3 separate regions of the Mus musculus genome follow, and regions 2 and 3 are each linked to region 1. A link is a loop called in an ENCODE intact Hi-C map of the cell type or tissue named here. Cell type or tissue: heart. All regions are shown on one strand.

Region 1 (8,000 bases):
CCTGCATTTTTCCAGTTGGTTTTCTTTCCATTTTAAAAAATGTTCTTTACATCTATTTTGTTTGTGTGTGTGTGTGTGTGTGTGTGTGTGCGCGTGCGTGCGTGCGTGCGTGCGTGCGTGCGTGTGTGTGTGTGTGTTGGAGGCATGAATGTCACAGGATGCATGTGGCAGTCAAATGACAATTTCTTTTTTTAAAAAAGATTTATTTATTTTATGTATATATGAGTATAACGTAGCTGTGAGCCATCATGTGGTTGCTGGGATTTGAACTCAGGATCTTCGGAAGAGCAGTCAGTGCTCTTAACTGCTGAGCCATCTCCAGCCCCAAATGACAGTTTCTAAGAGTTGATTCTCTTCTCCGTCATGTATGCTCTGGGGATCAGACTCAGGTTGTCAGGCTTAGGAACAAGTGAATATATCCACTGAGCCATCCTGTCCCTTCTGGTCAGCTCTTCCTGAGGATCAAAGTCAGCCAGCAAGCCTGAGGGAGACTTCTTATGTAGCTGCGAGTGTTCTTACATAGATAGCATGCACAAAGCTCTAACCAACATAAAAGAAACAGGCTTTGTGGTACCTGATTGTAATCCAAAGCACTTTGGGGTGAAGAGAGGCAGGACAAGAGATCAGCCTGGGGTATGCAAAGTCCAAATTCACTTTTCTTTGTTGCAATAAAGACAGCATGCTGGGGGTAATTTGGTGAGGAAAGGGTTCATTTCATCTGACAGGATTCAGCCCATTAATGAAGAAAGTCAAGCCAGAAGTCAAGGCTGGAACTTATGCAGAAACCAAGCAGGAATGTTGATTATTGTATTGCTTCTCTATGGCTTGCTCAGCATGCTTTCTTAGGCCACCCACAGTGGCTGAGCTCTTCCATGTCAACCTTTAATCAAGACAATGCCCCTAGCTGGATGGTGGTGGCCCACGCCTTTAATCCTAGCACTTGGGAGGCAGAGGCAGGCAGATTTCTGAATTTGAGGCCAGCCTGGTCTACAGAGTGAGTTCCAGGACAGCCAGGGAGAAACCCTGTCTTGAAAAAGACATAAAAAAATAAAAATAAAAATAAAAGACAATGCCCCCACAGATATACTGGTGGCATTTTCTCCATTTTGGTTCCCTCTTTTTTTAAGATTTATTTACTATGTCTACAGTATTCTTCCTGCATGTACACCTGCAGGCCAGAGAGGGCACCAGATCTCATTATAGATGGTTGTGAGCAACCATGTGGTTGCTGGGAATTGAACTCAGGACCTCTGGGAGAGCAGACAGTTCTCTCGACCTCTGAGCCATCTCTCCAGGCCACGGTTCTCTCTTCCTAGAGGACAACAGCTTGGGTCAAGTTGGAAAACAAAGGAACAAAACCCCCACACAACACTCTTTGCGTGTGTGCCATGTTGAGAGTGTGGAAATTGGAGGACAACTTGCCAGAATCCGGATTTCTTTTTGTTTTCTACCTTGTGGGTCTCCCTTGGGGACTGAACTCAGGTCGTCAGACTTGGTGGCAAGTACCTTTACCCACTGAGCCAGCTTGCTATTTTGTTTTGGGGACAGGATAATGAGAAGCAGGGGACTGAGTTAATCTGGTCATGTTTTAGGAGGATCACTCGGGCTGTCAATAATAGGTTACAGAGTCTAAAAAATGGCTCAGTGGTTTAGTGGACTGGCTGCTCTTCCAGAGGACCTGGGTTTGATTCCCAGCACCCACATATGGAGGTTCACAATCGACTGTAACTCCAGTTCCAGGGGAACTGATGCCTTCTTCTGGCATCTGAGGGCACTGCATGCACATAGTAACAGACAAACATGCAGGCAAAATACTCATAAACATAAGAAAGAAATCAGATGTGGGGCAGATTAGAAGAGAGCTAGAGAGGAGGCCAGGAGGTGGGGATGAGGCTGGACAGTGGGGGAGGAGTCAGCAGCAGCTTTGCAGAGTTAGAACCTGAGAGCAAAAATAAGGGAGGCACAGAAGGCAGTTGATGGTGAAGACTTCCTGGTAGTCAGCTTCACAGTCTAGAGGGAGCCTGGGGCTAGGGCTGGGCTGAGGACAGTGCTGGGGCTGCCTGAAGCCTGAGTGGTAGCATCGGAGCCTGGAGAGTTGGGAAACTTGGAGCCCCAAGGGTAACCACTGAGGCTTCGGAGACGTGTCCAGGGTACCCAGGGCAAAATGACCCCTGCCTAACACCTTTGGCATTAGAGATAACCACACTGCTGGTGACCTTGGCAGGCAGTTTCTGTGGTGGCACTGCTTGGGTTGGGGAGTGAGTGGGAGGTGAGGGCAAGGTGTGAACAACCATTTCAAGAAGCCTAGCTTGCGGGAGGGGGGCAGCAGTAGCTTTAGGGAGGCCATGGCAAAAGAGGCTGGAGAGAGGAAGGGGACAAGGGTTTGCCCGGGGTCCAGAGGCAAGGATGAGGCAGATGTCAGGGTTGCAGGGGATGAATCCTGAAGAAGTAGATGAGAACTGAGCATCATCCATAAGGCACTTCTGGTGATGAGGGACTGCCTCTAGGGCTGGTGTTTGCAGGGTGATGCTCTGGGGGTGGTTAACAGACTCCTTTGGCTGGACAGACCCCTTAGGCACAGGCTAGAAAGCCTTCTAGTACCAGGCTGGGCAAGCTTTGCAGGGAGACAATAGGGAGCGGTGGAAGGTTACTGAATGGAAGGAAGCAGGCCACAGTGGAGGAAGCATTAAAGCCATTGTATAGGGCTATGTGTTCATGATGGGCTAGCAGGGTCACTGAGGTAGGAATCTGGAATTGTTGGTAAGTCTACAAGGAAGCTGCAGATGGTCTGATGTCACCAAGGAGGAACAAGGAGTCCCTCTGTGGGTCCATTAGACCAGAGGCAATGGCCTTCAGCTGGTTCACAGTGTGTGGGCTACTTCATGCTGCAGTGAGCCTCTCGTCTGCCTGCTGGGGTGCTGTGTGGGATCTTGGCTCTACAAGACAAGCACTATTGAAGGATTTGCTTGCTGTATTCCACCTGAGATGCTAGTGGATCCTCTTTAATAAATGATGGGGTGAAAACTTACTCCCTTTTAGGAGTGGAGGAGCAGAGGGTCAGAGCGGGCAAGCAAGGAGCACAGCTGGGAGTCGCCCTAGATCAGAGCTCCTGGCCCTGCTTTGGCCTAGCATGTTCTCCTTTCACAGGTAGCTCTGGAGAAGGGCTTACTGGGAATGAATCTAAGGTTCAGTGACTCCTATGGTCCAGGGTAGGTGGCTGGGCACCAATGGCCAGGTCCCCGGTCCAGGAACTTGGATCCTCAGGGTGCAATACTCAGCCTCCTTGGGAGGGCACATGCCCTGGGGAAGTCTGGGCTGGACTGCCACCGCTAGAGGGCGCAGCTGTTATCCAGGTGAGGGTGAGGGGCCGTTTACTTCTAAAAACCTTCTGGAACTCAAGCAGCTTTACTGGAGCTGGAAGCTGCCTCTTATGTAGTCTGGGAGACCTCTGTCGCTTTTCTGTCAACCAAGACCTTCAGACCCATCTCCCTTAGTGCTCCAGACCAGACGCTTGGCTCCAGGTATCAAATCTCCCGGCCCTGCCCTGGGGATCAGGAAACCTGGGGTCCAAATCTCCGAGTTCATAACTACTTCGGCTTGGCCCAGAGCCCCCTTGGCCTCTGAGTTGAAGTTGTGCCAAACACTGGATTGTCACCTCTCATTATTATATTTTTGCACAAGTGGGGGTGGAGTGGGTGTTGCTGGAGGGAGTGTTGCTCACCAACAGGGCCCAGAGAGAGGGAGGAAACACCCTGGGTTCCCAGCCTGTCAGGAAGCCCCCAGGGGGCACACAAGGCTCTGAAGGAAGCATTCCTGTCTGAGGAACACTGAAGGGGCCAGGAAGAACTCCCAAGGCTCCTTCCACTCTGGGGCCCCGCCCACATCCACCTCCTCTGAAAGAGGAGCATCTCTTTCTCCCCCACTGCTCTACCAGGTTTTTTGCCTGGGTCCCCCACTCTCCTTCCTCCACCCTAGGCCTACCAGCCTGCCGCCCTCCCCAAGTTTAGCCCCTTGGCTGTGTCCACTGAGGGCCTGGCGAGGGTCCCAGGCACCACACCACAGCAGCCAGCCTCCAGCCTCTGCTCCGGACAGTCCCAGTCTGTCTGGCAGGGCTGGCAGATTAGGGATTGGCTGGAGCTGCCCCCGCCTTTGAGAGGAGGGGAGGCCCGGTGGCTCACCCAAGGTCACCCTTCCTTTTCTTTCCCAGCATCCCTGCTCAACCCTTGTCCCTCTGCCTCACCTTGAAGAGAGAGGAGGCATGATGCTCAGCAGGTCTAGCACATAGGAGCTCAGCTAAGGGGAAAAGACAGTGAGCTCCTGAAGTCTGCTGTTTCTTTCAGCAAATGCTGAGTGCCTGCTGTATGCTAGACTCTTAGAACATAGCCGTGAAGACAATGACGAGCTATCAAGCACGTTTGTTTTGTGTCTGTGAACCAAGTGGTAAATCGATGAGATGCTCTGACCTGCCTGGATGAGAGCAGACTTTCCTGGGGATCTGAGGGCCCAGGAGCCTAGGCAAGAGAGGCAAGCTTCAGGCAGAGACCTGTATAAGGCCAAGCAAGGCCCCATATCCCTCATCAGGAAGAGCACAGGGGATAAATGTGCCTGGCTGTGGGCTTGGGTTTGCTGTGAGGCAGTCTGGGCCCTGGCTCCCATCCCTAAGAGAAGGCAAGGGCGCTGTCGTGTTCGCCTTCCCTCCCCGTGGGCCAAGAGTAGAAGCTCATCCGTCAAAATGGCGGGAGAGCATTCCCGGGAGACCTGAGCTCTAGCCAGGCTTGCAGGTGGCCTCAGGGAGGTGAGCTTCTTGCTGCTTGCTTCTGAGCTTCCTCAGGCTGCATGAGAGGAGGGGCTGGTCTCTGGCTGGCTCTCTCCCTTATCATACCCCAGATCCCTGGCCACATGGCACCTCTGAACCCCACGCCTGAGGGAAGAAGATTCCTGACCTTAGGACTTGGGGAACTAGAGTGGGTGGGACCTGGGGTACAGCCTGGACTGGGTTCTGTGGCATAGCCACACCCCACAGTCCCAGGGCCGCAAGGGAGGGGGAGCTGTCTCTTTAAGAGCCTCCAGGCTGCTAGGAGCAGATGGCCAGACCGGCCGGGGCCCCTTGTCCTTTGTGTGCCTTCTCACAAAAGAGGGGGCCAGCTGGGGAGGGGGCGGCTGCAGCAGGTGGGAGGGGTGGGACCTTGCCTCTCTCCTGCGCCCTTGCAGCTTGAGGGTGAAATACATCACTCGAAACCAGCCACTTCTGCACCCTGTGGCCCCCACAGTTGTCCTTAAACTCTGATGCCCCTCCCGTGTTGTGTCTCTCCTTGGCAGAAGGATCACTATATCAGGGCTCTCAGACAGCCCTCTTACCTCAAAAATAAATAAATAAATAAATAAATCTCCCCACCCTGCCCCCACCCTAGAGCAGGCTCTTCCTTTGGTGTGTGTGGGCGGGGGTGGGGGCCTGGCTCCAGGGCTAAGTGAGAGCAGTATTGGGTCCCAGTGTGTGGGAGAAGTGGCCTCCAGACAGAAGGGAAGCCTGTGGCTTGGGATCCTCTTTAGGCCTTGTGCTGGCACACCTGGGGCAGCCCTGGAGGACGGAAACAAGAACTAAGCTTGATGCTTGAGGTCTTGGGGTCTTGGCCCGGGATCCTAGGTTCTCCTATGGAAGGAGGCAAGTGGAGGAGGGGGGACCCAATAGAAGCCTTGCCTAATGGGTGCCAGAAGCAAGAAAGACGCCATCATAGGAGAGTGTGGTGTGCACAATGGTTGCTAGCTAGGCAAAGGGATAGAAACAGGAGCACCTCACTACAAGGTACAGGTATTGGGGACAGGTCTGGCTCCCTGCCACTCATTTCTAGGGGCCACTGGAAGTCGCTTTGCCTCTTGGTACAGACCCCTTCAGCTCAGATTGCCTCTGGTTCATTTTTTCTTTCTTTCTTTCTTTCTTTGTCCCAGATCTCCCCACCCTGAGGCTTGGTGCCCAGCTCATGATTTAAGGGGAGGAAAAAAGGCCCCATAACCTTGGCCCAAGGTGTGGCGGGCAACGTGGCCGCTGACTGGGTGGCCCTATGTGGCCGGACAGTGCTGAAGTCGGGCGGGGTCGTGTCTGACTCTGCCAGCCGCAGGCAAAGAGCCCCCAGGAACAGGATGCCCCAGCCAGGTCGTGGCCTGACCACAGGACCCAGGCCGGTCGGCCACAGCCAGTGGGTAGGGGCAGGGATCCCCGGTTGGGGCCAGGGCTGCTTCTAAATTTAGGAATCTGATTACAGAGTGGCCAAGGAAGGGAAGGGAGAGGAGGGTGCGCGTGCAGGCTCGGCTCGATCTGGGCATAGCGGGTGTGCCCGGGTAGAGGCGTGTCCAGGAGTCCGGGCTCCCCGTGGGAGGGACAGCGGGCGGGGGCTTCGGCCTGTGTGAGCTGCAGCACGTGCCCCAGGCGGCGGGGACGGGCACAGGCGCAGCTCACAGGCTTCGAGCTGCTGCCGGTGAGTGCGCTGGCTCTTTGTGTGCCTGGCAGGGTGGCTGGGTCTGGCTTTGAAAGTCTCTGCCCACCCCCTCCCCCAACTCCGTCTGTGCCTCCCAACCCGCTTCCCTGTCTGTCACTCTGCCTGTGCCTGTCCGGGGGGAGGGGGGATGCTGCTTCCAGCTGGGGTGACAGTGAACCCAGTGAGGAGCTCGCCCCTTTCAGCCCAGAACTTGCCCTATTACCTTTCATACTCATTCCTCAATCTTTGATACTACTGTTTTGGGTGCAGACTGCAGCAGTTGAAAGACACTAGGGTGACCCCTGGGGACCCACAGACCTAGCAGAAGTCAGGTTCTAGCCCAGTGGCTCTTATAGAAATTCATCTTGCGCCTGTCCGGCCTCCCATCCGCTTTGGCCCCCAAGGGCGCATGAAGGGGGGGATCCCCCTGCGGAAGGGGGGGCAGGGAGTTCCTTGGCAGGAAGGGAAATGGAAGGAAAAGCTGGGCTCCACCCGGGCGGTCGGACAGGCGGCCTCAGGGCCCCCGGGGCAGGCCACAGTAACCAGAGCCCAGTAGTGTGTGGAACCGGTGTGCTTGTGGGTGGGGCTGACCCCGGGCTTCTCCTGGGGGGCACTGGGGTCTACCCAAAAGGGCCAAGTCTGAGAACTCAGAGACACCAAGGGTGCTCCCTGGGGGGGGTACGTGCGCCCCATTCCGGTCCTGACCCCACCCCCTGGAGGTCTAGCCCCGGCCCCAGGCCCCGCCCCCCGGGCCCTCCCTCCCACCCCAGGGCCAGATGTTCAGCTGGCGGAGGCATCGGCTGGGGGAGGGGTGCTGAGGCCGCAGCCGGCACTACTTCCCTGCCAGCAGCTTCATTGTGTGCGCGAGGAGCGAGCGGCGGCGGAGAGCGGGCGAGCGAGCGGCGGTAGCGCGAGCGCGGCGGGGCGAGCGAGCGCGCCGGGGAGGGTGCGAGGCGGCGCCCGCGGCTGCGCTCCGCCCGCCTCCCGGCAACTCTGCTCCAGCGCCGCACGCCGTGCGCGCCGTCCTGCCGCCGGGGCTCCAGCCGGCTGGCGTGGTTGCCGTGGGGTCGGGTCGGGCAGGGTTACCTCCGTTGGGGATCGGGGCATCCTCAGCGCAGCCGAGGGGCGCGGAGTCAGCTGCGGCGGCCACTGCGCGGTAGCCCTTGCTGGCCAAACAGCGTGGGCAGGCGCGCGGCGCGGCTCCGGGGCTCCCCGAGGGCAACGCGCCCCGACTCTCCCCGGGGGAGAACCAGCCCCGAGGGGCGCACGGAGCGAGCGTGCCCCCGGCCGCGCCGTCTCCCCCGTACCCCCACTTCACAAACTTTTCTGCCGTCCTCGCCCGTGGGGGTCGCAGTGAGCGTTAGGGCTGCCCTCCGGGGCCCCGACCTCCCGGACCCTAGCCACGCTGACCTCCTGCCTCTCGTAGCCTCAGTGGCGACCCCTCCAGGCCGGGCCAGGCGCAGCACTCGAGGCAAGCGCGGCAAGCTCCTGCGCTCTCCAAAGGATCCCGTGCCCCTCGGGGCTGCC
Region 2 (8,000 bases), 170 kb after region 1:
CAGAAAACTCACTGTCTTGGGGTCCATAATTTCAGGGTGCTGAGCTGATGACCGCTGGTCTAATGCTGGTCTAATGCTGGTAGGTGGCAGCATTTTCTGTTGATAGTTATTTTCTCTTTTCTGATAAAACCCTATATATGCCCTATTTTACCACCCCCCCTCGGGACAGGGTTTCTCTGTGCAGTCCTGGCTGCCCTCGAACTCAGAAGTCCGCCTGCCTCTGCCTCCCAAGTGCTGGGATTATAGGCATTCGCCACCACTGCCCGGCTTACCTCTAAATTAAAGCCCAGCAACTAACCTTCAAGGAGTCAACCAAGTCTTCTACCAGAAAGAGACGAATAATGAGTTTGAGGGCCTTGTTGACATGCACCATCGCAGCATTCATGTAGTTGTGGAAAGCTTCTGAAGACAGGGTAATGTCCACATCCAAGTAGGCCCTTCCGAGGAAGAAAAAACAGTCGCACATGTGACACACAAGGGGAAATTCTTCAACAGCACAGTGGTATTTTAGTGTGAAATCAGCATTCTAGAACTCTGTAGGGGACACAGCTGTCCTTTACTCGATAAAAGCTAATATGCCAGTTATCTATGAATGTACAATGAAGAACTATCTGGTGTAGATATATCAAAATACACTCTGTACATCAGATAGCAGAGGGCTTGCCTAGCATGCATGAGATCCTGGTTCAATCCCCAGCATTATAAAACAAGTAAAAACCAAAAATTCATTTGTGTGTTTGTGTGTATATGCATGTTGAGTTCAGAGAACTACCATGGGTGTCATTTCTCTGGCCCTATCCTGTCCTTCTCTTTTTCTCTTTCTTTAACAGTTTCCTACCGACCTACTGTCCAAATACACTGTTTTATTTTTAATGCACATGTGTATGTACGTGTGTGTGTGTGTGTGTGTGTGTGTGTAGTGGTTTGAATGAAAATGACCCCACAGGCTCATAGGCAGTGGTACTACTAGAAAATGTGGCCTACTAGGAGTGTGCTTTGACGTTTTAGGAGCTCAAGCCAAGCCCAGTGGTTCATACTGCCTCTTTTGGTCGCCTGTGGATCCAGACAGAGGTCTCAGCACCATGTCTGCCTGTACACTGTTATGCTTCCCACCATAACAATGGACTAAACTGTAGTAAACTCTGAACTGTAAAGGACTAAACCTCTCAAAAGTTAGTCCCAATTAAATGTTTTCCTTTATAAAAGTTGCTGTGGTCATGTTGTCTCTTCCCAGCAATAGGACATTGTCTAAAACAGTGGGTACACACATGGTGCACAAGTAGAGGTCGGGGGACAGTTTGTGGCAGTTGGTTCTCTCCTTCCACCATGTGGGTCCTAGGGACTGAAATCAGATTGTCAAGCTTAGATTGTCAAGCTTTTACCTGCTGAGCATCTTGCTGGCTAGGACCTTGTCTTAGCAAGTTCCAGAACACCCAAAGCTACGTAGAGAGACCTTGTGTCAAGCAATCACCATCAAAACAAAAACTTAACAACAACAACAACAACAACAACAACAAAAAAGGCCTGGGACTAGAGCTCAATGGTAGAGCACTTGCCTTGTATGTGTAAGGTCCTAGGCTCAATCTCCAAGCTGTGGGCAGGGAGCATAGTTTAAAAAAGCAAAGGAAAGACTGAGGAGGGTAGCAATCATGAATATGTTAGGGCTGCAAACTATATAACACACTGTGTTTTCAGAGGCTGAGATTAAAAAAAGGGTGGTGGTAGGTGTATAGGCAGGCAAAGGGTCTCAACTACATAGCCCCTAGAACTTACTGTATAGATAAGGCTGGCCTGAACTTAAAGAGCTCTGCTTGCCTTGGCCTCCCAAATGCTGCGATTTTGGCATGCCACAGTGACCATGTCTGGCATTCTTGTTCTGAGGGGTAAGCCTGTGCTCATAACCTGTTCATTCACACAACAGCTACTGAGCGTCTACTGCTTATCAGGTTTGAAGACATCTTGAGGAGCTCAAACTCTTGGAAGAGCAGAAGAGTAAGAGGCATGTGTTCATTTTCCTGTTTATAAATATAAAGGTTTTAAACATGAGATGTTTCCAGGTATGGAAGCAGAGGGAGGTGGGTTTCTGTGTTTGAGGCCAGCCTTATCAACACAGTGAGTTCTTTGCCAGCTAGGGAGACACACAGAGACCTTGTCCCACCAAAACAAAACAAAACAAACAAACCCTGTCTCCAAACCGTCCCATGTCTCTAACACCCCCCCTCCCGACAAAAAGATATCTGAGCTTGTAAAATATATTCACTAAGTCAACAATTACTATATTAATTTATAATTACAACCCGCACTCTAGTTCCAGGGGACCAGATGCACTCTTTTTGCCTGCAAAGGCACCACATGCATATGTTGTACAGGCATACATACAGGTAAAACAGCCATATACATAAATATTATTTTAAAGGGTAAAAATAACTGCCCCTAGACTCAGGGAAACTGCACTAGAGTTAAAGAAAATCAGAAATAAAACCCCCTGGTTCTAGAACTTGGAATTCAAAGCTGTTTCTAGCTGTTACTATATAGTACTGAAACATGGACACAATGGCTGACTGAGGGCTGCCCTGGGCAAGCTATTCTGTGCCCTGCTCTGGATTTATAGCTCTGGATTTATTAGCCTTAAGTGTGAGTCTCTAGTCAGTTAAAAGTTCTCAGATACTAACCTAATTACTTCTTAGGGTGATGGCAAGTATTTAGGGACTGCTTTTGCCATCTATCTGTAAGAGACAGGTTAGAACTTCAGACATGTGCTATCTCAGCAAACTTACTTGAATGGATGTCCTTCTTCTGACTTCTGCACAGCTTGAATGACAGACTTATAGACTCTGAAGCTGATGGTGACAGAGAGAAGAGCCAGGATGAGGTAAGAGACCACACTGATAACACTGAAGGCTGCCAGAGAGAGCAGCATGATCAGTGTGGTGCCAAAGACAAACCCAGTCTTCTTCACATCTCGCCAGAAAATCAGATCGTGCACTGCCAAGAGAGGGGGAATAGAAGTTAGAGAACCCAGGACCACCTTGGCTGTGCTGTGCTTTACTGGCTGCCATCTATCTCCCTAGTATCCTGGCACCTCTTTACTTTTGATTTTGTTATTATGGGTTGTTTTTTGTAACCCAACCTTTAACTCCTGATCTCCTACGAGCTGGGATTGTAGGCCTGTGACACATATCTGACTGTTTTTATTCTTAAGACACAGGGTCTTGCTAAACTGTCCAGCCTTACAAAAATGGACAAGGCCTCTAGAGTTGGACAGATGAGAGTCTGAGTCTTGGCCATTTCTACCTGTGCTACTTTTCACCATTCTAAGCCATTCTCCATTGTAAAGTGAAGAAAATGGCACCATCTCCCTAAAGCTGTTTCAAGTCCAGTGCAGGTAGAGTGTATTATTACCTACATGCAACAAACTTATGTGATTTACTAGGAAGGAGAGGTTTTGAGATTCCTGCTGGGAAACTGAGTTCCAGGTAGTGGATTTTGCAAATCGGGAGAAAACAGGGTTCCAGTCAGGTGCACATGATTGAACTGAGCCGATACAGGGAACTGCATGAAGGAGACCTAAAAGGGCCAGCGCTAAGCAGGGTAATTCCTATAGTCAAAAGTCAGGCACACACCTATGTCGAGTTCTCATGTCTATAAGTATAGTTTCAATACAGAATGCAGAAAGGTTTCATGTCATCAACCAATCAAACAAATTGATGATATGTGCCCCAAACATGTACCTTTTTAAAAAGAGAAGGTAACTAGACAAACTTACCTGGAGAAATGTCCTACAAAATAACTAATCTATATTCTTAAAAACTACCAGTGTAGGGCTGGAGAGATGGCTCGCTGTTAAGAGCACTGGCTGCTCTTCCTGAGGTCCTGAGTTCAATTCCCAGCAACCACATGGTGGCTCACAACCATCTGTAATGGGATCCGGTGACCTCTTCTGATGTGTCTGACAGTGACAATGTACCCATATATATAAAATAAATAAATATTCAAGGAAACAAACAATTACCAGTGTAACCAACAGCGGACTGGAGAGATGGCTCAGCAGTTCCAGAAGACCTGAATTTAGCATCCACAGATTGGCTCACAACGGTCTGTAACTCCAGTTCCAGGAGAGTAACAGACCTCTTTTGGCTTCCATAGGCACCAGGGACACACATGATGCATACATACATTCTTACTTATAGGCAAACACTTATATAAATAAAATTAATAAATCTAATTTTATTACACAGAAAGAAAATAAACGGATTTCTACATTTGCAAAGTTGAAAAGAGCCACTGTGTCCTCATGGACTTTACTGCCACCTGCTGGAAAGCTGTTATACAAGATAGTCAGATGTACAATTCACATGTGACTAGTGCCCCTTAGAGGCATGCAGAATATAAACTGCATAACAATACAGAAAAGCTCTAGGCTCAACCAGTGGAATTTTGGGCCTAGACCAGAAAAAGGGCATTAGGGAATGGCAGATAAAGGGCAATATTGTGCTACACCTCAAACCTCAGTTTGCAGCTTTGCTTCATTTGGCCTTGGCCTGCAGTTACTTCCTGCCCTACACTCTGTATCCCATCACTCTGAATGATCTTACAGCTTTGTTTCTTCTAGGAGCACCTCCACCTCGTTTATCTTTTATAGACTCTTCAGATCTGTGACAGAACAAACTCATAACCCAGAGCCAGTGTGACTACAACTTCCCTTTGTTTCCTTATACTGTTCCTCAACATGGAAATTTGCCAAATGTATTCAGTACAGACCACCAAAAAAAAAAAAAAAAAGACTCTGTGTGTTTGTGTGTGTGTGTGTGTGTGTGTGTGTGTGTGTGTGTGTGTGTGTGTAGGGGTGGCAAATCATTTGGCAATGTTTACCTCGCTGACTCTCTGGTAGAATTAAGAGACAAATGTGACAAAAGGGTAGCTGTCAAAGTCTAATGTGAAGCCTTTAGAATAGATGTTCAATCTAGCAAGAAGCCACAGTAGTTTTGAAATCATCTGTTTCCACTGCCAGTACAGCATTTTTGTTTTGTTTTGTTTTGAGACAGGGTCTTTTCTCTCTCCTCTCTCTTCTCTCTCTCCCCCTCTCCCCCTCTCCCCCTCCCTCCCTCCCTCCCTCCCTCCCTCCCTCCCTCCCTCCCTCCCTCCCTCTCTCTCTCTCTCTCTCAGCTAAAAACCCAAGTGGCTGGGTACACCTTGAGGGATTTTTTTCATTTGAAGTGAGAAGACCCACTTTTAATCCAGATCTTTTGTTTGTTTTGTCTTGTTTTTCTGGACAGGGTTTCTCTGTGTAGCTCTGGCTGTCCTAGAACTCACTCTAACTAGGCTGGCTTTGAACTCACAGAGATCTACCTGCTTCTGCCTCCTGAGTTCTAGATCTTTTGAGATGGGAAGATCCACCTTTCATCTGGGCCATACCTTCTGCTGGCAGCCTATATAAAGGGCACAGAAGAAGGAAGCTTTTGTTCTCTGCCTGCTTGGTCTCACTGGCAAGTCTATTCCTTTACTGACATTAGAGCCTACTTCTTTGAGATTCTGATGAATACTGAAGACCAGCTAAGATATCTAATCCAGACTCATGGTCTGAACAACTACTGCATTCTTGAACTTTCTGTTGATAGTCTACTTATTGTTAGACCAGATGGACTACAGCAGATAAACCATTCTAATAAATCCCGTATATATTTGTATGTACATACATATATTTTTCCATCCTATAAGTTGTTTTTCTAGAGGATCCTAATACAGTGGTCATACATTTTTTTAAATTTAAGGTTTAAAAAAAGATGCTTACATGCAAAAATGGGCTTATTTATAATCTTGAGCAGTTACCACTCCTTCAGAAAGTTCATTATAAACAAAAAGTCAATGGGCTGGAGAGATGGTTCAGTTTAAGAGTGACTGCAATTCTGAGGGACCAGAGTTTGATTTGCAGTACCCACATCAGACAGTTCACAATTGCCTGTATCTCCAGCTCCAGAGGATCTGATTCTTCTTCTGGCCTCTACAGGGACTTATACATATAGCAGATACAGATACAAGTGAAAGCCTAAAACAAACTACTACAGTAGTTTGTGCCAAAACAAGACATTTATCTCATGCAAAATACAACTTAAAAAAAAAAAGCATTAGCACAGGAAATAGGGCCAGACAACATCTTTAAGTGATTTTCAATGATGAAGCTCTAACTTCAGTTATATTGATATGTACACAACAGTATGATTTAATGTATATTTACATGCTAAAGTGTCATACTCATCTCTGAGATGAAAACAACAACAGAACCTAGATCTCACTATAATTCAAGTACAGTGCATGCTATGTCAGCACAGCAGGAGCCTTGAGTTCCTCTTGCTATCTGAACTTCCCTTTTCAGGACATTGCCCTGTTGCTGCTGCAAGACAAAAAAGAAAACATACTAAGGAGAGCCCAGGTAAGTGTGCTTACAGAAACCCATGCTCAATCCTCACCAAATCCAGGGAGCATTTTATATTCCTGTTTTGTTTAGTTTTGTTTAAAAATCCAACATACATTTATTTATTTATTTAGTGCTGCACGATTGGGCATGCATTTATGAGCATACCTGTGTGTGTGCTACCAAACACTTTCAAGGGTTGGTGCTTATTAGAAGCTGACCCCTCCCATTTCTGCCTTCACTACTGATTTTAATATGGGTTAAATAATAACAGGGCCTTTATTCTCCCTACTGTTAAGTTTCTGGACTTGTTTCCAAAAGTCTTGGTATTTGTATTTCTCAGGTAAAATGAGATTTATGTTCCTACTGTACAGACTGTTTTTCAAATCATTAGACCACAAATAACTCCTTCAAACTAGGTCTACCTGACTTGAAAAACAAGGCTTTCTGAAATTGGCAGCCCATAATGATGTTAAAAATGTAACAATGCGTTTATGCTAAATGCTAGTCCGAAAAGTTCCATTTCTGTTAAGCTTTGCTTGCTTGCAAAGGTCATAAAATACCTTTACAAGAGTCTGTCCACTATAGCTGGGGTCACTTGCTCACTTCTGGTCCCAAGGAGAGCAGGTAGCCTGGCTATTACTGAAAATTCTTGCCTTGCTCATTTTCATCTCTGCTGAGTGTTTGGAGCTCCAGTCCGACACAGTAACAGTGTTCTCCTTAAATCATATAGGTTCTGGCCATGAACTCAGGTCAGGTTTGGGAGCAGCTGCCTTTCCTTCTGAGTCATCTCAATAGTATTCCTCTAACTGGAATGTTGCTTCATAAACTTAGTGAAAATCTGCTTTCCACAAATTATATATATTGATATACTAGTTCCATGCCATTAAATCAAAGAGTAGTAGAACCAATGGAATCTTTCATACCAAAAGGATTTTTACTTTTAAATACCTGTATTACTATCATTTATGTTTTCTTCAATCATCCACATTTACATGTTTTGGGTAAAATCTTTCAAAGAGAATTTTTTTAAAAATATTTATTTATTACATGTAAATACACTGTAGCTGTCTCCCGACACATTACAGATGGCTATGAGCCACCATGTGGGTGCTGGGAATTGAACTCAGGACCTCTGGAAGAGCAGTCAGTGCTCTTAACCGCTGAGCCCTCTCTCTAGCCCCAAAGAAAATTTTAAAATAGGAAAAAACCTCAAGAAACCAATATATCTAAAATTTGTAGTTATATATTAATCTTAATATCACTATAACATGTAGAGTAGCTTGGTTTTTTGTTTTTTGAAGACAGGGTTTCTCTGTATAGCCCCGGCTGTCCTCGAACTCAGAAATCCCCCTGCCTCTGCCTCCCGAATGCTGGGATTAAAGGCATGTGCCACCACGCCCGGCTGTTTTTTTTGTTTTTTTAAATATAGTATCCCTGTTTAGAATGTGTCAATATCACATTAGGATATGCATTTGTGATTGATGTGGAAAGAAACCATACCCTGCATTTCTTAGGGTTTCCTCAAGTTAACTGTGTTTAGAATAAAACAAATTAAAGAATTCATCAAAATAAATGAAGCTGGAGA
Region 3 (8,000 bases), 350 kb after region 1:
TCTCAAGCGCTGTTGGTCCAGTTCTTGCCGAAGCAACTCAAGCAAGACCGCCGATTAGAACAGGCCCGAAGCTTTCAGCAGGGGTAAGAGTCTTACTATGAGGACTGGGGCTTTGGGTACCAGAAGCATTTTTGAAGATCTTATTTAGATGCTAGTTCTGCAGAACACCATACCCACCCCCTAACCTGCCTCCTCCAGATGGTTTCTGCCAAGGACAAACTAGTGAGTAGCGCCTGCTGGGTAAGATTGAACTAGGCTGCAGACCTGATGACTGTTGGCGTATCTTGTGGAAGTTTTTACCCACAAGACCACTCTCCAGACTCATCAAAGTTGAGTGAGTTTGTAGGAGTACAAACCAGTGAAAAATTTAGGAGGTTTGTGCCTGGGCATTAGGTTGGGGCAAGGAGAGGAGGTTTGAGGCGTTTTGCATTTTATTATACTCTATTATGTACCGTCTTCTCTCCTTTTAAGATCAGTGTGTATCACTCACTGATAGAGATTTGAAAAGAATAATGTGCAAATTAGAAAATAATCAGAAAGCTCTGACCAGAGGGGGAAGGGAGAATGAATAATAGAATTTATTTGAGAATAAGTTCATAGTCCAGTGCAAAATGCACACACCTTGTGGAAACCAGCAGCCCATTCCAAGGAATAGAGAAGAGGAAGACACATTTAGAGTTGAATCGAGGAGAATTAAAGTTGCTGTGAATAAATCATCTTTGGCCACAGGTTTAATTATAACAGGGGTGTTTAGGGACCAGCAGGGTATGCCAATCCAAGATGAATGATTGCTGGGCAGGGGTGTCCCCTGAGAAGCAACATTGTGGCAGGACGTGGTGCTCTTTGTGCAAAGTTATGGCTTGTGGGATTCCTCAAAGTAGCTCTTGCCAGCAGTGCATGCCAGCACTCCCTATGGCTGCATTTTTGTCTGAATTTGAGACCAGGGACTCCATTTTGAATGTGACACTTCTCACCTACACACTCAGTTTTAAGCAATTGGAGACAACCAGGGCGAAGCTGTTGAACTGTATGAAGGCGAATGAATGTCTTCATAGAGTCAAGTTTGCAGGTGTGTGTGTCTCTTTCGATGACAAAACTGAAAGGTGTCTTAAAAGCACAGATCTGTTCAGTCACACAGACTTTCCAACAGCCGTGGAACGATGTTTACAATGTGATTGCAAAACCATTTTCTAGAGAGAAGCCGGAAACTAGTTTGGAGCTCACACCCAGCAAGAAGAGGACAGAGCTGATTCCAACATCAAATTCAGAGATCGAAAGCACACAAAAAAACCAAGCAGTTGAGGTGCGTATCCCAGGAATCCATAGGATGAGTGTTTTAGTTTCTTGGTCATTGCTCACTGCATCGTGTTTTACTCTGCGTCTAATAAATATCTGCACCGACATGAGAGATTGGTTATGTGTTTTTTAAAGTAGATTTCCTGAGGCACATTTAGCCCATATTTAAATTCTAGATTTTTAAAATATGCAATTAGACACATTCTGATATTGTTATGTTAGAGCTGAAAAGAGAAAAATGGCAGGTTCCTGGGAAGGAGCTGACATGAGATTACCCTGCTCCCTCAGAAGACCTTTATTAGGAGGAGAGAGAGCTTCACAATGTGGGGGGGGGGGCAGCATCAGGCCTTGGAGCGGGAGAGCTGGAGAGCTGGAGAAAGAGAGTGTCTTAGCAGCCACAGGCCTTGGAGGAAGAGAGTGCTGACCCTTCATATCCTGAGAGCAAAGGCGTTTCTAACTCTTACAGGGTTTGGAAGTGTGTGTGTGTGTGTGTGTGTGTGTGTGTGTGTGTGTGTGTGTGTGTGTGGTGGGGTGGTGGAGGGGGGAGGCATCATATCACATGATCTATCTTGGCCATGTCACTGTACCTAAGGGCATGGTGGCAGGCACAAGGTAGGACCGTGAATTTGTCCTGTAGCTCCAGGGGATGGGGTTGGTGAAGGGCTTCAAGGCCATAGAGCAACCTGTTTCTTATCACCTCTCTGTCTCAGACAAGGGAGCTGCAGGGGCACACGGCCTGGTTTTTGAGTAGGGGGAGGAGAATGAACGTGCATGAGCCAGCAAGAGGGTCTGTGGTCTCACAGATACACGTATTCAAGTGTGAAACCCTTTGCCATCATACACATCCATAAGCATGTTTTTTTTTAATTTTAATTTTTTTGTTTGTTTGTTATTTTTTGAGACAGGGTTTCTCTGTATAGCCCTGGCTGTCCTGGAACTCACTCTGTAGACCAGGCTGGCCTCGAGCTCAGAGATCTGCCTGCCTCTGCCTCCCAAGTGCTTGGATTAAAGGCATGTGTCACCACTGAACATGCCTGCTTGTCGTCTCTTCCCTGTTGCCCCCATGCCTCTATCTCCAGGCAGCGATCAGTCTGCTTTCTGGCAGTTGTAGATTAGTTTGCATTTTGTAGAGATGGTGCATGTATCTAGTTTTAAGACATTTTTTTGCACTGATTGATTGATTGATTGATTGTGTATGGGGATATGGCACATGGGGTGGGGTGGGGGCAGAGGACAGCTTGAAGAAGTTGATCCTTACCTACCATGCGGATTCCAGGATCAAATTAAGATTTGGCTGCAATGTCTTTTACCGGCTGAGCCATGTTTTCTGGTTCTCTAAGCCTTGGCTTTAGTGAGGAGTTCGGGGTCTGCTGGAGACCTCAGCTGTAAGCTACCACTGGCTAGTTTACTATGACCTTGTGATCCTTTCATTTAAATGGTCTCTTTAGCAGAAGAATCCTAATAGCCACACGTTTTCCTTTCTTATTACATAGCAGAAAAGTGTGTGATTGGTCTGTATATCAATTATTTTGGGTTATAGAGATGTCAGTCATCCTAACATTTTTACAGGACCAATGCTTGTGTCTCTAATGCCACAACCAAAGAGAATTTCTGGCTTTCCTTAAAGGCTCTTCCACAGGGTACTGCAAACATTTCTGTCAGTGTTGGGGGTCTGTTCAAATGATACTTCCAAGGAAGAATTTATATAAACACAGAACAGCACTAGTTGGCAATAGTTATGAATATTCATAAGACCTTCATATTGCACAATTCAAACATCCTCAGTGGAGTGCTTGCCAAGTCAGATTTGTTTTTCAGTAAGTATTATGGGGCAGAAAGTCCCTGCTGCCTCTGGAGCTACAGGGAAGCTATTGCTTTGAACACTTAAGATCCCTCTGAAACAATCGCAAAGACTTGTGCTATGGATGATGAGCTCCAAGAATGCTGTGCTGTACTGTGGAAGTGCTTACACGGCACTTTGTTAGTTGCAGGACAAAGAAACGAATGAACTTACCAGATACAGTGGTAGGGTGGATGGGCAAGTGGTTCCAGCCAAGCCGGGGACTTCCAGTTAGAGGCTTCAGATGCTGTCTGACCACAGCCTCAGCACTTGGATGGGTAAAAGCTAGTTCTGAAGGGTCCGTTGTATGGTTCTGATAGCCACAGGGATGATGTTAGGTCAGACAAGGGCTGGCTTTCCAAAGGGACTAAACATATCCCAAGATAATTTGCATTTTAACTCCCTGTAACCATGAAATTTCCTCATCTGCTTTGTAGAATCTTTAGCACAGGTGCGATTCCCTTCCCCCCCATCCCTCTGTTTCTCTTTTGGAGGCTTCCTCTCACACTCCTAAGTAATGGTCTCTCCCTCCCAGCTCCCTGTGGTGACTCTGATGTCTGGTTACATACCAGCTAAAGAGTTAGTATGCTTTATAAATGGACCAAGCACCTTGGGTTTGGTTCTCCTAGAGTTGAAAGTAACACTCTTACTGTGGCCTTGTTCTTGCCACCTGCCCCCTGCCCAAGGCAAGAACAAAACTCTCTCCCCACTTCCTTGCTCCATGCCCACTTGATTTGATTTAGGATGCCTTTAGAGTCTGGCGTTTAACTTGGGTGAGGGCCTAGAGCCGAGTTGTCAGCCTATGCCAAAGAAATAAGCAGTGGGTGCCTGGAGGGCTTTGAAATAACAGTGTATGTCAGACAGGGTGGAGTCAGACAGAGTCAGGGTAAAGGACTCAGAAACTGAACACTGGAGTGTTGGTCGGGGTTGGAGGCCACTTTGGAGGGTAGATATAAGTTCCCACTTTCCCCAAAAATTTGGAGAATGAGAGAACTTAAGGAGAGGGACCTTGAATTTAGGGTGAATAACTCCACTTTACTAAACTGTCTAGTGACAAACTCCCCCAAACTCAGTAAACTTATTTGTTTAATGAGCATAGGGGTTGTGTCTGCATGTATATATGTACACTCCCTCCTCCTCCTCCTCCTCCTCCTCCTCCTCCTCCTCCTCCTCCTCCTCCTCCTCCTCCTCCTCCTTTCCCTCCTCCTCCTCCTTAGCTCTGAGGGAAGGGACTTAATGGAGTCATTGAAATCCATGTTAAATTTTACAATAGGAATCTGCTTTCCGGAGGTGAAGCCTGGATTTGGCTGCCCTCTAGTGGCCACTTACTTGCCACTGTATTTCCTCTTCAGGCAGAAAAGGAGAGCTGGTACTGCCGGGAACTAGGTAGTTCTGGGGGGCTTGTTAGTAAGGAACCTTGTAAAGCTCTTTGTATCCCTCAGCTCTGGTCCCTTCAGCGAAGCACTGTGGTGTAGACTGTGTGCCTTGTGCCTAGAAAAAGGTATTCCTCCAGTGAGCGGCGTTTGCGAAACAGACGTGTAGGTCTCAACATACTCTCTTCCACCAAAGATAAAAGCTTGGAGGACTGCCCAGATAGCACATTAAAGTGTCTGAGAATCTGATCTAAAGCGTGCAAAACATTGTGGGATATTGCCTTTTAATTTTAAAATTTTAATTGATTTTATGTGTATGGTTCTTTTATCTGCTTATATGTATGTGTACCATGCATGTGCCTGACACTCAAGGAGGTCAGAAGAGGGCATTAGATCCCCTAGAACTGGAGTTATGGAGAGTTATGAGTCTCTGTGTGGGTGCTGGAAATTGAACCTGGGTCTTCTGTAAGAACCAAGTGCTCTTAACCTCTGAGCCATTTCTCCCTTTGTTCAACCCTGTGAACAAAGTATTTTTTTAACATTTTATTTTATTTATGTATATGATTTCTTTTCTGTATTTATGTCTATGTATCAAGTGTGTGCCTGGTGCCCTCGTAAGTGCTTTAGACCCAGAGATGCCAGAAGAGGGTCCTGGAGTTATAGACAGTTGTGGGCTCTACTATGTGGATGCTGTGAACAGAACCCGTGTCCTTTGAAAGAGCAGTAAGTGCTCTTAACTGCTAAGCCATCTCTCTAGCTTCCACACTTAGTAATATTAAAGTTCAAGATGGACTCTGGATTGCAGGCTCTCTGGAAGAGCGGTGGAAGTCCGTTGTGCTTTAAAGTGCCCTGTGTGTATGGGACTTACTAGAGGGTCTGTTGACCATGGCATCAGAGGGATTTGTTTGGAGCACAGTGTGGATGGTTCTATTCCCAGCGATGCTTCTGAAGGCAGTGGTTATTTCAGCGGCACAGAAGCATGGCCCAAGGTTGCAATACTGACTGGGCTAGGCAATAGCCCAACTAGCCGGCCAGGGGTGTATACTGAGAGATAGCTAAAGGGGGCCTTGAGAAGGCCACACATTTCAGCTGCACTGGATGGCGTGTGCAAGGCTGGCACACACACCCAGGAGGTTCCCAGGGACCCTGGTGCATCTCTTACTGCTGGGTGAATGGTAGGGCTTTTGAGTACAGAGATGCGTTGTCACATTCAGAGTTGAGAGTCAGCAGGCTGATCACTAGCACTAACACCCCGATATTGTGACAGGGTGGGGGTATTCTGGCGACGAGGGTTCAGATTGGCTTTCTTTTTGTCAAGTGATGGGTCACAGAGAGGGGCTCTACATATAGGCTGAGCTGTGGCTCTGGTGTTGTCGGGCATGTGCATGCAGTTTATCTGCCTCTTTCTTTCTTCCCATCACAGGGCAATCCAAGACCCAGACCTGGAGACCTGATTGAGATTTTTCGAATTGGCTATGAACATTGGGCCATCTATGTGGAAGATGACTGCGTGGTCCACCTGGCTCCCCCAAGTAAGAGTGGATGGATATGCTACTGGGATAGTGGTTAGAAATTAGCAGTGTAAATGGAAGGATGACCAACCACTGCTATCCTCAGCCACCATCCTTTAGCAAGAAAACATTCCTGGACTTTTATTTGTTTATTAGCAAGTACCAAGTGTCCAGTGTTTTAAGAATGACAGGAGTTTAGAGTGTTCCTAAAATCCTTTTCAACCTCTGGGTCTGATGCCGATCATTTAGCATCTTTCATCACCTGAAAACACAAAGGACCATTGCTCACATCACCTGGTTCATGTTGTTCCCAAGTTATGCTTTCCAATTCCTTACCATCTTTGTCACTTTCCTGCCCAAAGTGAAAGCCGTTGTCTTCCAGATATTCCAGTGTGCTCTAGGCCACCTTATCCTAAGTCACTAGTTCTCAACCTTCCTAATGCTGTGACCCTTTCATACAGTTCCTCATGTTGTAGTGACCCCCCAACCATAAAATTATTTTTGTTGCTACTTCATAATTTTGCTACTGTTGTGATGGTCTTAGGTAACCCCTGTAAAATGGTCATTTGAACCCCCAAAGGGGTCATGACCCACAGTTTAAGAAACACTGTCCTAAGTGTTCTCCTGGTCTTTATTTCATTTCCTATGGTTTCAGCTGGACTTGGGGCTTATTAAAGAGAAGTGGAGATTTGCTGAGGGATCAGATGGTGAAAGTAGAGGGAGCTTATAGAGGGATGTGAAACAATTTACAATTGAATGTGGTCTAGCATCACTGTTCCTAATGGCCATCTCAGGAGGCTGGACCCGAGGGTAGGGTGGGGAGGTGGGGGAGGGGGAAGTGATCTGGTGCCTTTTGAAGTTTGTGTCCTGGGCAGTTCTTGGCTGGCTCAAGAATGGAATCACAGAAAGGCACAGCCAAGGTCTTTGATTTGCTGCTTTGATTCTTGCGTGTTTTCTCTTGGGCTCCATCTTCCAACACATGCTTATAGTATATAGCTTGATTTAATTCCACATTTTTTCTTTTTTATAGCCTTGTGTCTATAGGCTGCTGCTGCTCTGCTTCCATTAACATCCAGAAAATTAAAGTTAACAGCACTATTTAGTCTATCCCTGGGGGTGGGGTTCTTTATTCTTCCTTTTTGTTTAATAAGCATTTCTTTTAATGTGTGATTAAATTAACTTTTTGTCCTGTACAATTGTGTGGTATACCATAATGTGATATATGTTATAGTATGCAAAGAACTGCTTTGTCTTACTGGAGACATGTGCAGAGACATTGACAGTATTGATTTGCACAGGTACCTGTATAGTAGCCGTTACTGACAATAACTGTGAAATTACAGAGTCAGCTTTTTCAGAACTCAAAGCAACTGTCCATCAAACCCTGAGTATGTATCAATGGTATGGTATACAAACTCAAGTTTTCTAAAGTCCGCAAAATGAAACACATCTATATGCCAGATTTCACTTCTTTCGATACTCCTATGATTACTTCTGGCTGGTAATGGAGTTTGGTTATATACAAAGAGCAAGTAGGACACTGTCTTATAATTTCCTTGACTTGTTGCTAGGTGATGGAAACACTTTTTAAGCTTTTACTATAAACACGATACTTTTTATGAAATTTTGAGGCTTCTAACACATTTCCTATAAATACTTGGTCAATTTCTTAATTTCCTTGTGCTAATGGATCTGACAAGCCTGAGTGAGATGAAATATGGATGATATATCATGGTTAGTTTCTGACTGCCTGTTGCAATTGCATAAATAACAAAGTTAATTTTGAATTATCAGGAAATTCAGCAGTTTCTATACGCAAAAGAACTCTACATATTGAGAGTAATTATATTAAGAGATCAAGGAAAATCTAGTAATACCATAAAGATTGTACACATCTCTGATTTTGGAATTGAAGTGTATGGGTTTATTTTTATTAATTTTTAGCGATAAACATTTTTGTATATTTTATATATTTCATAA

Evidence for each region. Hi-C counts contacts between places; a loop is a spot of excess contacts. Peaks named below come from ENCODE experiments on the same cell type or tissue, not always from the same donor. Only the 100,000 strongest peaks of a DNase experiment are listed, where the experiment ranks them.
Region 2: a loop joins it to region 1, with 6 times the contacts of the local background. A loop is called at or near these places in 8 of 42 quality-filtered maps.
Region 3: a loop joins it to region 1, with 3 times the contacts of the local background. A loop is called at or near these places in 2 of 42 quality-filtered maps.

What each region holds. Positions count from the first base shown.
Region 1 is chr19:7,260,952-7,268,951 of GRCm38, forward strand. It overlaps Rcor2 (REST corepressor 2), which reads left to right and starts at 7,328. Exons shown (of 12, transcript NM_001320554.1): 1 at 7,328-8,000. In heart, CTCF peaks have their summits at 3,318 (motif pointing right) and 7,930 (motif pointing left); DNase peaks (open chromatin) are centred at 4,120, 6,330, 7,160, 7,990 and 2 weaker places; H3K4me3 peaks cover 4,174 bases; H3K27ac peaks cover 5,389 bases.
Region 2 is chr19:7,432,154-7,440,153 of GRCm38, forward strand. Rtn3 (reticulon 3) reads right to left here. Exons shown (of 9, transcript NM_001003934.2): 4 at 2,778-2,985; 5 at 299-437. Among named protein-coding and RNA genes, the nearest start is that of Mir6991, 14 kb to the left of the region's middle. In heart, a CTCF peak has its summit at 4,317 (motif pointing left); no DNase peak of the experiment used is centred here.
Region 3 is chr19:7,613,341-7,621,340 of GRCm38, forward strand. It overlaps Plaat5 (phospholipase A and acyltransferase 5), which reads left to right. Exons shown (of 6, transcript NM_025731.3): 2 at 1-83; 3 at 1,195-1,303; 4 at 5,933-6,041. Among named protein-coding and RNA genes, the nearest start is that of Plaat5, 4.8 kb to the left of the region's middle. In heart, a CTCF peak has its summit at 4,468 (motif pointing left); no DNase peak of the experiment used is centred here; H3K27me3 peaks cover 2,069 bases.